Regions from separate parts of the Homo sapiens genome. Here region 2 is linked to region 1. A link is an interaction called in ENCODE POLR2A ChIA-PET data of the cell type or tissue named here. Cell type or tissue: GM12878. All regions are shown on one strand.

The links. ChIA-PET counts read pairs that join two places held together with the same protein. Peaks named below come from ENCODE experiments on the same cell type or tissue, not always from the same donor. Only the 100,000 strongest peaks of a DNase experiment are listed, where the experiment ranks them.
Region 2: POLR2A ChIA-PET joins it to region 1 with 10 read pairs; 9 of 35 experiments call an interaction of 5 or more read pairs at or near these places.

What each region holds. Positions count from the first base shown.
Region 1 is chr4:128,516,685-128,519,184 of GRCh38, forward strand. LINC02615 (long intergenic non-protein coding RNA 2615) reads left to right here. Exons shown (of 9, transcript NR_125882.1): 9 at 2,072-2,500. Among named protein-coding and RNA genes, the nearest start is that of LINC03140, 53 kb to the right of the region's middle. RefSeq lists a silencer at 134-213, enhancers at 1,123-1,267, 1,182-1,943, 1,486-1,535 and a cis regulatory region at 1,190-1,200. In GM12878, no CTCF peak of the experiment used is centred here; DNase peaks (open chromatin) are centred at 217 and 1,277; H3K27ac peaks cover 1,556 bases.
Region 2 is chr4:128,825,631-128,828,130 of GRCh38, forward strand. All of the region lies in intron 1 of JADE1 (jade family PHD finger 1), which reads left to right. Among named protein-coding and RNA genes, the nearest start is that of JADE1, 17 kb to the left of the region's middle. RefSeq lists an enhancer at 617-666. In GM12878, no CTCF peak of the experiment used is centred here; no DNase peak of the experiment used is centred here; H3K4me3 peaks cover 1,985 bases; H3K27ac peaks cover 2,443 bases.

The DNA.
Region 1 (2,500 bases):
TGGCCTTCGGAATTCTTTTGTTTATCACTGGGAATTCAAGTCCTGAAAGCTGCTAACTAACCATGAGGTCTGCTGGTTATACAAGCTGTTGGACCTCTTAAGGACGTTGACATAAGGACCACTTTCTGTGAAATAAGAATTAGTGGTTTAAAAAGAGTGCACTTAACAGTATCATGTAAGTATCAGTTTCTGTATGTCATTACTAGCCAGGCTTTTTTTAAAAAACTGGACTGTGCTGCCTTGTGTGTACATTTAAATGAGGCCCTTAAAGGGAAATCTGAGCAATGTCTTCAAACAAAGACTTATAATCAGAAGGGTCTTTTTAAAAAAAAAAAAAAAAAAGAATAACTATCTTCAGCAGACCTAAAACCAGGATGGAAAGGTGGATACTTCCCCACCTGGGCCCCAAAGCAGGGCCCTTCAAAATACTGAAGGTCCAGCATTCCCTGGGCAATTCTTCCTCCTTCTCTGTCCTCCCCACCCCCATCAATACCCAGCTTGCAGTGATATTCTTTTACCCTTTACTAATCTAATGCCAAACACATGTAGGTTCTATCCTGTTTCCAGGAAAGAGGTTTCCATGAATTGCCTCATCAGCCTTACTAATAGCTACAATATATGGAGCACTTTGTGCCCAGCACTCGATTCCTTTTATACTTGATCTCTTTTCATCCTTTCTTCACAATAGCCCCATGAGGTGGGTGCTATAATTATTTCTAATTTTACAGATAAGGAAACCAAAGCTCAGAGAGTCTGAGCAATTTGCTTAAAGTTGCTTAACAGCTGTATTAGCCTACTACTTATAATTCGACTACCTGTGTCCAAGGCTACATAAATTCAGGTCGCCTGACTCAAAGCTCTTATTCAACGTGCTAGCCTCCTTCCCACTAGATCTCATAAGATCTAGCTTGATCTCTAAGGCTCCATTCCAGCTTGGAAGAACTATGGTTCTTCTCCAGTGTCAGTTGTGTTGCTGTTCATGTTGTTTTCATGTAAAACAATGTAAGAAAGAGGCTGATAATCTCCCTCCATGAAACAGTTCTTCACACATTTAAAATCATCCATGGCTGATCATAAATGCTTCTCCAGAGAGTGAATGGTCATGGCTGGTGCAGAAGGGTAACACTCTGGAAAGGCGGATGTGAGACCTGGCAGCTCTGCCTGGGTACACATAGCTTAGGGCTGACAAGTGAGTCAGCAGAAGTGAGCAGACAATACTGCATTGGGTTTTAACGTGATGAGTCAGCCTTGCTATCTGGCCAGCTTCAGTGCAGCCCCCTGAAGTTTTAACAGAATATTAATTGCCCTTTCACTTCCCATTCCACACAGCTGGGTGGGATTGCTACCAGCCACACTGTTGAGAAGTTACACATTTTAGCCCAGCCTAGAAAGGTTTCCTGTGGTGGGTGAAATGACAACATGCACAAAGGTCAAACTCCAGATGTGGGAATCTGACCTTTTCTCCTCTTGGGGAAAACATTGCCTCATTATAATCTCAAAAGATTTTTGGTACAGGTTTAAGGCTAGAGTCTACTGAAAGATCCAAACTCCTCTAACATAGAGGATGCCAGCCTGTTTCATGTAAATTTATCCAAGGCTTTGAGACCACCTACAAAATTCCTGAGCCAAGGGACCAGGGAATGTAGGCGAATGTTTAGGCATTTCTGAAGGAGGGAGCTAGACCTAGAAGTTGCTGCTTGCTCCTAGAAGTTGGAAGGCATTTCAAGATGAGGAATGAGTTGTTTCTGGATTGATGCCTTCACTGGCTAGAAATGCCAGCGGGTGGTGGGAAGAGTACATGGCAGGATGATGAGGAGTTTCGCATTCATTCATTCATTTATTCATCTGTGTATTCATTTTACAAAAATTCATATCAGATTTGCAAAATTCACTCACAATACACTCAGAGATAATAAAAAATGTAACAACTTTTTTTATTAACTGGTGGAATATTTCTCTCAAATTTCCACCACTGGACCCCAGAGTGGGAATTCAATTTTAGCCCAATCTTGTAAACTTAGTTCCAATGTAATTATCTAGGTTGAGCTAAAAGTTTCTTTTCATCTTTCAGGTTTCCTCTTCATGCCTCTACTCCTATGCAGTTTGACCTCTCAGTGTGCAGCTGGTGATAGATGGAAACCCTTGTTCATAAGCTTTGTGGCACTGTCGGCAGGATGAGGGGACTTCTGGATCCTCACTGGTCACTGTGGCAGAGTGGTTGGTGTTGTCTGCTCCCTAGACAGGAACCCACTGAAGAATCTGACATTTTTTGATATGCTGGCATTCATTGTTACAGCCCATCATCCCAGCCATCAATCCAGGACATGGGGTCTGTGCCCACGGTGGGAAGGAGGAGGGGGAAGCTGGCTTTGTTCTGACGTTGGGCTTCTTCTGCTCCACCAGTACTTTCTGTGGGGGAAATAGGTAAAGAAATGGCTGTTCAGATGAGAAGATGTGTCAGTAAACTTTTGCTACAGTGATGCTGCAAAACAAATCACTG
Region 2 (2,500 bases), 310 kb after region 1:
GCCACTTGTCTAGTTATTTGATGTTTCCTCCAGGTAGACTGTGTGCTCCTGCAGTGCAGACATTCCATATCTTGTTCACCGTATCTCTGACGTCTACCTTGATAAAATTTTCCTCAAATTATTATGTTAGCTAATGTACTGCATTTTAACCCACATGACAGAAGGGATCCAAGGAGAGAGTAATCTGCATATAATCTAAATAGGGGTTTGGGCCAGTGGGTAAAGCCTGTGTTTGCATTTCCTGAGGAGATGGTTCTCCGGCAGCTGCCACAGATGCTCAGTTGTCTTGGTGCATCTCTTCGTGCAGTGAGTGGAGTAGAGACACCAGAGGATTGTTAAGTAACTGGTCCAGCCAGGGTCTTTGGCCAGTGGCCTTTCCAGGCAGTGTTCTGTTTTTAATTTAACTTCCTAGGTAGTCTTCCTCTTTTTGGGCAAACTCCCAAATGCCCACTAACTAGCTCTTTTGTCTCTGTAGCTATTATGTTTCTCGTGGCAAGTGGACACTCCAGGCTCCGATAAGCTGGATAACTTTGCATCAGTTTTGAGGAAATGTAAACAGAATGTCAGGGTGAGCCGTGTCGACTGGATCCAGAGTTCTGAGGGCATCTATTGTAGCCACGCTGAGAGGCCTTGTTTCTGACCAGTCTGAGTTGGATTCAATCTCTGTCCCGTACTGCAAGGTCCCATTGCAGTGTTCCCTATACCTACCATCATGGTCCCCCTTCTCTGTTATGTCTTTTTTTTTGAAACAGAGTTTACTCTTGTCACCCAGGCTGGAGTGCAGTGGCACACGCTCAGCTCACTGCAACCTCCACCTCCTGGGTTCAAGTGATTTTCCTGCCTCAGCCTCCTGAGTAGCTGGGACTACAGGCATGCATCACCACGCCTGGCTAATTTTTGTGTTTTTTTTTTTTTTTTCAGTAGAGACGGGGTTTTCCCATGTTGGCCAGGCTTGTCTCGAACTCCAGGCTTCACATAGTGGCTCCTCTCTATCTATTGCATGCAGATAATATGCCTGCCTCGGCCTCCCAAAGTGCTGAGATTACAGGCATGAGCCACTGCACCTGGCCCTATGTTATGTTTATTTCATATTTGACTTGAGAGAATCTGTTCTCCAGAAATTACTGTAATCTTTAGAGACACACACATGAAACATTTAAGTCATGATGCAAGGCAGTAGTTGATTGAATACTGACAAAGACTCCTTTGACCAAAACTTTAGTCACGCTCCTCCGGTCCTCCGCGTGAATGGGCACTACCTTGGGCTTCTCTTTGTATTATTGTTGAATCCAGTTGAAGCAAAAATCCTGTTAAAATCAGTTTAGGGAAAATTCTTCACCTGGGTATCTGACCACTCTGTCCTATCTTATCCTGGCCTGTCTTCAAGAATAATCCTATCAAATTAGCCATAAACCCCTTATCCTTGATATTTCTGTTTAGTAGTCAGTCTCCTATCCACCGGCCCCACCCTCCTCCTTGGTTATAAATCTCCACCTCTTTTGGAATCTGAGTTGGGTTCAATCTCCATCCCCCTCTGCAAGATCCCATTGCAGTGTTCCCTGTACCTACCACCATGGTCCCCCTTGAGTAAAATCTGCTTTACCATTTCTAACAAGTGTCATGAGGAATTTTTTTCAGTGATACTATTAAGGTAACAGTGCATTGAAAAGCAAGGTGAAAAAGTTCTAAAAGAGGAAGAAAGTTGAACTGAGCAGTACAGAATATAAGTGTTTGGAGTTGGAGTGGTCAGTGGCTTTGAGCTGAGCCCCAGAAAAGTGGTGGGATTAGGATAGGGAGCAAGGAGCAACAGGAGCAGCATTAGCAGAGAATGAGAACTGAAAGTAAGCAGAGTGTTCAGGGAAGAAGCCTGGCCCAACCAATGCAAGCTCTGGGTTTTGGGGCTTGCTAGAACAGATGCCTGAGTAAAGCTGTGAGAAGTCAGAAAACTTCATTTTTGGCTGGACACTTTGGACTTAGACCTATTTGTAATGTGGAATGGAGGGAGAGATCTGCATATAGTATTTTGATGAGGTTGCCTCATGGGGTGTAGTTAATTTGTTGTTTTAATAATTGGAAGTGGGAAGAGATCATAGTTTGGAGAATAGGTGTTTAAAGCTTTCTAGGTACAAGTAGTTGAAGGGCAAACCCACAGGGCATATGGGGACTTCAGAGAGTCATAACATTATGAATCAGTAAACCTTGGCAATTGGCTATAAGGTGAGAATGGATGTGTATGAAGATGCTACCCAGAGTAATATGCTGTGTTACACATATGTTGGTAAGTACGGTGCTCTGCCCCAAACATGCCCCTTTTTCTGGCTACCTCCTCTTTGTTCTTCAGGACTCAGCTCAGTCTTACCAGCCTCCTCTGACTCTTATCCACCTTTTGTATTCCTGTAGAACTCCGCATTTACCACTGTCAGGCACAAACAGTAGTGAATTTCCGTTGTTTTCCTGTCTGCCCAACTAGGCCAGAAGCTCTGTGAGGTCAGGGTTAGTA